Regions from separate parts of the Homo sapiens genome. Here region 1 is linked to region 2. Evidence: read pairs that join two places in POLR2A ChIA-PET (ENCODE). Cell type or tissue: Panc1. All regions are shown on one strand. Links, peaks and the distances in the headings refer to the core of each region. The heading gives the core; the rest is flanking DNA. Region 1 has its middle 110 kb from the start of LINC02058. Region 2 has its middle 620 kb from the start of LINC02058.

Evidence for each region. Peaks named below come from ENCODE experiments on the same cell type or tissue, not always from the same donor. Only the 100,000 strongest peaks of a DNase experiment are listed, where the experiment ranks them.
Region 1: POLR2A ChIA-PET joins it to region 2 with 9 read pairs; 1 of 35 experiments calls an interaction of 5 or more read pairs at or near these places.

What each region holds. Positions count from the first base shown.
Region 1 is chr5:93,043,042-93,047,455 of GRCh38, reverse strand. No RefSeq gene overlaps it. Among named protein-coding and RNA genes, the nearest start is that of LINC02058, 110 kb to the right of the region's middle. In Panc1, for the core only: no CTCF peak of the experiment used is centred there; no DNase peak of the experiment used is centred there; H3K27ac peaks cover 1,895 bases.
Region 2 is chr5:92,312,975-92,317,388 of GRCh38, reverse strand. No RefSeq gene overlaps it. Among named protein-coding and RNA genes, the nearest start is that of LINC02058, 620 kb to the left of the region's middle. In Panc1, for the core only: no CTCF peak of the experiment used is centred there; no DNase peak of the experiment used is centred there; H3K27ac peaks cover 1,786 bases.

The sequences.
Region 1 (4,414 bases), core at 316-4,315, 730 kb before region 2:
CTTAGAAGTAATGATCCTGTTTACTGATTGAGTGAAGTTGTGGTTTTTAAGCACTACTTAATAGAGGAAACAAAAAGCAATACTCAAATAAAATGGAAGCATCTGAGTTACTTTAGAAAGCATTCGTAGTTAAGAAATAATAGACTTTTATTTTATTTTTCCCTGTTTGTGCCTCAGTGCTACTTAGCCAACATTGTTATTTAGTTTAATGTTACCCATTTTTTGAGATGCCTGATCTTTCCAAATTTAAACTTAATGAATGCTATTAGTAATTCAAAGATTAGTAGAACATCATTCACATAAATCAAGTTTTCTATCATGTATTTGTTTTAATTACATTATTGAAACAGACTTCTAAAATATCTTTTATAAAGGGTTAATTTTATTTACAAATATTAATTTATCTTTTAAATGTCATGTATTTGACAGCATGGGGAAGTTGTCACAGTTCCCTTCTTTCTGAAGTGAAATACTATAAAGTAACTTTTATAAATGTTTGTGGAAATTTTCAAACCAATAAAATTGCTGCAAATCCTTCTATGAAAATTGAAACATTCAAACTGCTTTGCCTTCTTTATCTTTTGTTTGTACAGCTAGTCTCAAGCCTCTATTTCAAATGAGAATATCCTAATAAAATCAATCAATCAATCAATCACTTTTGGATGGCCGGATAGTTAGCATTCAACTTAGCCTATGTTTGTATTTAAAATTAGGAATGAGTAAACTTATTTCAGATAAGATAAAATTTAAAAAAAGATCCTAAAGTATGTATGGTATTTTGGATTGAAAAAAATGTAAATAATGAAATAATTTGAGAAAACAAAATAATTGATATTTTATTTGGTTCTAAATTTTTTTTCTAAATAATTAACATGAATTGAGTTGAAATTTTGAATTTCCTGCTCTTTCCAAATAGTAAAATATCTTTCCTCTCTTAATGTCTTCCAACTGAAGTGCATTAGACCAAATAGAGATATTATGCATTGTTTTGGATATATGCTGCCATAAAAAATTAAGTAGACAATTGAACACTTAAAGCAACTGAAATACTAATAAAAGTATATTAAACATCAAATGTAAAAATTATCATTTCTAGATACATAATATTTGGTTTATGTAGCTTTACTTAGTTTATCAATTTCAATAATTTTACTTCAATTTTCTTTTAAATAAATAACTTTAGTCTGTTCTGGAGACCTGAAAACAATTCACATGACAAATACTTAAATTTTGGCAAAAAATCCTTATGGATAGATAATACTCAGGAGGACACCTTATACCGAAGTACATGGTTTTAATGTATAGCAAATATGTAGTCAATATACCTGTTCTCTCTCATTAGGCTACTATAAGGAATAAAAGAGGAACTTGAATGTGGAAATGTGGAATCCTCACTAAGTCAGGGAGTGATCTACAAAAAATGTCATTGAAATTTACCCGTAACATAATGTTGAAAATATTTGAAGGATATTTTTAATTTGTGTTTAATGTACTACTTGTCCATTTGGACCTTCTACTGATGTTATATTGAAGTGAGAAATTAGAGTAACTACAAACACACATATATGTATATGTGTATGTATTTCTTTAATTTCCAATATACTGGGTCAAGAAAATTGAGCATAAATAAGGCAAGACTTTCTAAAATAATTCAGAAGTTAAACTGTAAACTGGAACATATTTTATACAAACCCACATACGTATATATATATATATAGTATATTTTCAATTTCTAAAATGGTGGGTTCAGAAAATGAAGATTTACTATAAATAAGTCAAACTTTTCTAAAACAAACAATTCAGAAGCTTAAACAGACTAAATTAGAACATGGTTAGTTGATGATGACAGCATTTCTTTTCAACACCCTTAATGGAGAAAAATAAGATTAGGAGACACCTATCCATTGCACTTCAGGCTTTGAAGTGGAACTGCCTGTAGGGGTTCTGTATAATGTTAAGTACTTAAAGTTGATCAACACCCTAGACATGATAAGGAGATTAAGTGCTGATTAAACTCCTATCAGTAGAATTCAAATAAGTGATCTGGCAAGACAAGAGCTCTAATCAAGTACTCTTGTTTGTCTGTCATTGGCTCTATATCAGATACAATCAGTCACCATTTCTTTTTTCTGTTCCAAGCACAGCTACTTCAACTTTGATTGTTTATACATTAATTTTGAAAGTACTTGTTATGGTTAGGTGTATGGATTCCATTTATCTGTGCTTAGGTGAGATTATGGCACTGAATTATAAGGAGAAATCCTTGGCTAGAAGATGTCTATAAAGATTAAGTTATATTCCCCCTTTCCCAACAATTAGCAACACTAGTCTGTTTAGCAGAGATCAATTGTAATTGAGGAACTGAGAAAGGGCAATAAACAAATTATGGTGCTTTCACTGAAGTCTGAAGCCTGTTGGTTTACAGAACCTCTGTTATTTAATCCAGAAGCCCTGTAGGTTGTAAATTATCCATTACTGTTGTCACCAGACCCTTAAACAGAAGTTATGTACTAGTTTAAAGATACAGGAAAAGAGAGTCTCCTGGTCTTTGTTTCACCCAAAACAGACCGCACAGAATTAGATCAATTTTTTAAATATTTAGGACTTCAAGCTTTTCAAATAATGTAAAAAAGTTTACCTTTCCATAGCATGAGAAAATATAATTGGAACTGTTTAGTTCTTGTAACCAAAAATCTGATCCAGAAGCTTCTTAAAATGTTTATTTTTTGACTGACTCCATGATCTTACGATTTCGCTGAAGCCTAGTAATAAAATAATAATTGTGAATTTCACATTGTTTTAAGATTGTAGGTTTTTTTTTTTTTTTTTGAGATAGGGTCTCACCCTGCCACCCAGGCTGGAGGCTGGAGTGCAGTGGCGCCATCTCAGCTCACTGCAACCTCCGCCTCCCAGGTTCAAGCGATTCTTGTGCCTCAGCCTCCTAAGTAGCTGGGACTAAAGGCGTGCGCCACCACACCTGGCTAATTTTTGTATTTTTTAGTAGAGACGGAGTTTTGCCATCTTGGTGGCCAGGCTGGTCTCTATCTCCTGACCTCAAGTGATCCACCCGCCTCAGCCTCCCTAAGTGCTGGGATTACAGGGGTGAGCCACTGCACCCGTCCCAAAGGATCTTAAATTCTATATTCAGTACAAGAAGGATAATGGGATGATATACATGAAAGACAATATTTTTTTTAATTATTTGAGGAAGACAAATTGTATATAATAGTACAACAAGAAGTAGAGTCTGAGGGTTCTTTCTTAGCAAAATTTGGCCACCTTGCTATTTGAAATGTATGTTTTCAAGGGCGTAAAATTAAATACACAGGACATCACAAGAAAAGCAATATATGAGTAAGCCTTCAGAGTCACAAAATAACATTTTAAATAAACAATCTGTTTAAAATACATTCAAACAAATGGGATAATAATAATTGGAATAGTGCCATCTGCTTTTGAAATTAGTAAAATGTTCATCATATGTGTGACTGCCATGGAAATGAAGTGTCTTATAGATGCAGCCCATTAAAAGCAGATGGACTATATATAATGTTAAATAGAAAGTTACAGGATTTTAGAGAAATGCATGTGTCAATATTTTGTAACATGTCATGTAGTTCAGAAACCCTAAAAGACCATCTGACAATCAAAAATATCTAATCACCAAAATGCATTACAAATAAAATTGAAAATGTACATTACCACTTGGGAAAAATAATCATCATACCTGTGACAAATGAAAGGTTAAAGCTTTCATATTAAAAAAAGACATTTGCAATTCAGGAATAAATGATGTCACAATAGAAGAGTTTGCAAAAGAAGCGATGGAAATGACTCTATGGCCTCAAAGATGTAGAAATAAAAACAGCAACAGGATATCTTTTTTTTTTCCTTTAACTTATTTGATTGGGAAAATCGACACAATCTGCTATATTTTAAGGCATGAGAAAACTAGTGAAAATTGGAAGAAATGTAAATAGGTTTTCCTCTGTGCAGGTAAGTTTGATAATGTGTGACAAAATGTTTAAAATCCATATATTTCTCTTGTTTTAGGAAAATACACTAAAAAGTGGTATGAAAGGATGTAAAATAAAGGATATTCTTCACAACATTGTTAATAATACCAAAAAATTTGAAACAACTTAAAAATTCATTAATGAGAAGATGATGAAGTAAAGTTATTGGTATATACTCAGTGGACTACTACACAGTTATTCAAAATGAAGACACAGATCTATATTTATTGGCATGAAATTATGTCCTTGACATATTATTGAGTTTAAAAATAGCTACAGAATATGAACCTATTTATTAAAAATAATTATATGAACATCTGTATTTTTTCAAATATAAATGTATATATAACATACAAAATATATTAGTATGTGTATCTGTATCTATCTATGTATCGATA
Region 2 (4,414 bases), core at 124-4,123:
AGGGAATCAAACCTTCTTTTTAAAGTGTCCCCATTCAGGTCTCAATGTACTAATCGGGTTTATCTTTCTATTGCAAACTGACTCAAACTAGCAGAAAAGGAAGGAAGAAAGGAAGGAAGGGAGGAAGGGAGGAAGGCAGGAAGGGAGGAGGGAGGGATGGAAGGAAGGAAGGAAGGAAGGAAGGAAGGAAGGAAGGAAGGAAGGGAAATTTATATGATATTACCAGAGGATGCTTGCAAAAACAAGAGATGTCAACCTAACTACATCAGGCTTTCTCCACAATTCTTTGATTTTCTTGCCATATTTTTGGTTTCCTGCTTCAGGTCATCTTTCTTTGCACTCCATCTCCCCATATTTGATCAAACTTTATGTTCTTATGCCCTCTCTTAACTGTATTCTATCTCCCTAGATCATCCCGTTCATTCTCTTTGATTGAGCTTTCATGTTGACGTTTTGACTCAAACTTTATTACTTGTCTCGATACTCCTGGTTTGATGCTTGTACTTCTACATTTTTTTTCTGTAATTGTTTACCTTTCTCACATCCCACATCTTGATTATTGAGTATATTTATGCACATACTTGAGTTAGAAACCCCAATTATCAAAAATAATTCATCTTTCATGATATTATATTTTAAATCTGTCATTAATTCCTTTTAATTATATTCTTTTAGCATCTCAAGAATCCATTCCCCTTTCTCCATTTGCACAAAAATTTCCATAGCTATATCCCTGAATATGAGTTGCTTGCCTTATCATCATGGCTTTGTTAAAGTTCCCTCTGTCTTTCTGCTTCCTCATCCCAAACCATATTGCTATGATGTTCTTCCTAAATTACTGATTTCATTATGCTATTCTCATATTTATAAACCTCTGTAAGATATAGTAAAATCCCTTTGTATAGCAACAAAACCTGACACATTGGAATATACTTAAATACATTTATGATATTTGAGCTTTGATTGAGGTTGTTTACATAACTTATGGGCTTTATAATGGCCTTCAATACATCAAACATTATACCACTGTCTTACTAGTAGAGTGGGACCTAGTTTTGAATCCAAATTTGGGTAAAGGAATTAGGCAAGGAATCTCGATGCTTAGATGCAGCAATTCATAGATTGGCTAAAAAAAGAACATAAAAAGTATACATATAATTTATATATATACATATATTTGAGAAGTTATGCATGAATAATGGGACACTTTGTAAAATGCAAGAATAGTAAATGGCGTCTGCCATGTAAGAGAATGCACTTTAAAGGAAAGGAGATCTTTAGGCTGTAGGAGATGATAGATGATAGAGTATGTGTTGGAGTGGAGTTTTATGGAGAGTAAAAAAAGCAAATGAAGAAAAAGAGAATGGAGAAACACAAGAAAATGTTTAACAAAGAATAAAGGCTACTTTGATTTAGTGTTAGGTTTAATAATTGGTAAAATTCTCAAATTTAGAAGTCATAAGAAAAATAAAACATTTGAAATGTTCTCTCCAGATTTAAAAATAAGAAAGTAAAAGAATCACCTACAATTTCTTAAAATCAATAAATTTTATTACAATGTCGTGTTTAAAAAATGTCATGTTATTTTGTTTCACCATGAAATAAGGCTTAACTCTCTCTTTGTCTGTATATAATATATTTCTCAAGCACATCAAAACATTAGATTACTTACCACTTTTCTTGCCGAGGGATGTATCTGCTTCTTAATATGGTGCTCACGGTTTTATACTGGCAATTTTAGCATTAGGAAATGTTAATAACAAGAGTAATATGGTACATGTGGATTAGTTACCTTCTTAAACTGACCTGTCAATATTTTGCATGTCATTGTCATCAAATCTTCCAAAGAATGAACATGTTCTTTCCCTGAATTGAGATGCACCATTTATAATGGAATGGAGAGAGATGTATACATAAATCTAGGTAGGAACTATGAGTTGCACTTACATGTGGAATATTCTGAGTATGTTACTGAAACAGGAAAACTATTGATGTTTTTCATATATTAAAAATTGTTTCTATTCCAGAGTCATCCTTGAAAGGGAACGTCTTAAAAAGAGAAAGCCTCAACCAGGCACTAACCACCTCTCCCCACCCTATCCCTCCTACACCTCCCGCTTTTTTGTGCATATGCATGTTTTAGTTAAATCACTGACAAGGACTACCAGCCTTATGTTTCTACTAATGTTAGGAACAGCACATAGAATTTGTAATGTTAAGCATAACAGCTGATCATAGTATAGAGGAGTAGAAAAGGACAAAAAATGATGCCATTAACCATGCAAATGTGTGCCACATCTGTACTAAATTGTCATTTGCATGAATACAGCTAAGGCAAGCAGGATTACTGTCATTAGAGCAATGCTGTTTGCACTGCTATATTGTACTTAAGGTTGTGTGGGTGTTTCCATTTATAATGCCACCCTTCTCTTTAGGGGTTTGTAATTTGGTTGTAATAATCTGCTTTTGGATGAAACATTACTACAAGTTCACAGAGGGGGAGAAATTTTTAATTACAAAATTGGATTCAAATTGGTACAGCCATATTTTATCTGGAGAAAAGCATTTAAGAACACTAACAAAAAAAAAATGATGTTTCCTTCCAAAATACAATTCTTTAGAATAGAGTGTGTAAGGATGTGGTTTTTTAAGCCTAAGATAGAAAACTGTCTTTATTTTCACATTTTCTATTTGTTGATTTTGCATAGTCTTCCAACAGGAGACCAATACTATATAATTTGTCAATTTTACTTCTTGACAAACTTCTGAAAAATATTATTTTAAGTAGACATTTTATTAATGGTTTTATCATCCAAGCTTTTAATAAACTACATATTGTGTATTAATATAGGGTGTCTTTAGAATCTAACAAGACACGAGGTAGTGCATAGATATTTAAGAAAAACTTTAAGTTTTGCCTACTTATAAAAATAACAAATTACTTCAGCTTTCGGAAAGGTTGGCAAGCAGTTTAAGTGCTATCATAGGATTTTTTTTAAAAATCAAAGATGTAATTATGACTCACAATTATCAATTAGAATAACTGGTATATTGACTTTATATAGACATTAGTTGGCAAGAGATGTTGTCTGTGCATAGGTCTTGAACACTTCAATAACTTTATATTCTGAAAAGAAGGACTTAGGAATACATGTGTGTATATACATGTGTCTATCTATCTATCTATCTATCTATCTATCTATCCATCTATCTATCTATATCTATCTGTCTATGTTCTCTGTTGTATAGTAATGGCTAAAAGCAGAACTGAAGTTAATGCTCACTCATTGAATAGAATTATTGGTGATCAAATTAATTAAGATTGTTACTATAATACTCTAAGGAAAAGATAGTCATTTGTTAGTTTTAGTAATTCCCCATGGCTGTTGACAATTGTCATTTTGTAGATACACAAAGTATATGCACCATAAATCCATACACATTTATAGATGTTTCAGTCAGGCTCCTGTCAGAAAATAGATGACACCATCAGATAGAAAAATTGGAACAGAGTTTACTAAAGGGACTAATTATAATGGCATGAGTGGGACAGAGAAATGCTGCAAGAAACAGTGCAGCCTCTTGGGAGTAGTGACAGAAGGGCTTAAATAACATACCTCAGCTTGAAGGGCAAGAGGAAGAGGCAGTTATCAGAACATGGAGAGAGAGAGCTTGGGAGAACCTTACTTCTGAAAGGAGCCAGGACCTTTGGTCAAAAGAAACTATCCCAATGTAATCTCTGAGAGAAGGCACAGGGGGAGTAGACCTCTGCGCATTCATTTTCTCACTGTTGCAACCTTCTTGTAATGTTCTTTTTTGGCCATTGGAGGGACAAACAGAAGGCCACTGGCACAGTAAGTCACTAAAAGTTCTGAATTTAAATGGCTTTAAATCCTAAAAATCGCTATTTAATAGCAACTAATAGCTATTAAAGACAGCTTTTTTTGCAATATTAACTGAAGCCCTCAGTCCAGTGACAGCAGGTGAATATTTTGGCATATTTTAAAGTTATTTTTGCTAATATTCATGTTCATGCAATCTACTATGTTTTAAAATTTCAATTAATTCATCAATTCTCAAATAACTTATGTAGAGCCTATTATGTAGCAAACAGACAGTCTTGCACGATAAAGTTGGATATGACATGGTCTATGCCATAGAGGGGAGCAAAATGTGATGGGGCAATAGCACCTACAAACAAATAATTATAATTTCAGCATAGGTGTTGTTGTTAGTGGTACAAATTGACTGCTATCAAGAGATGAGCAGTAAGGGATCTATTCATAACAGAGACGAAGAAAGACTTATAGTGTACATCTTAATTGATCTGGGCCTTAAAAGGTAGCTAGATTTCAACAGGCAAAGGGTAGGCTTTCCTGCCTGAGGGAATCCATAGTATGAGTCTGAAAGGACA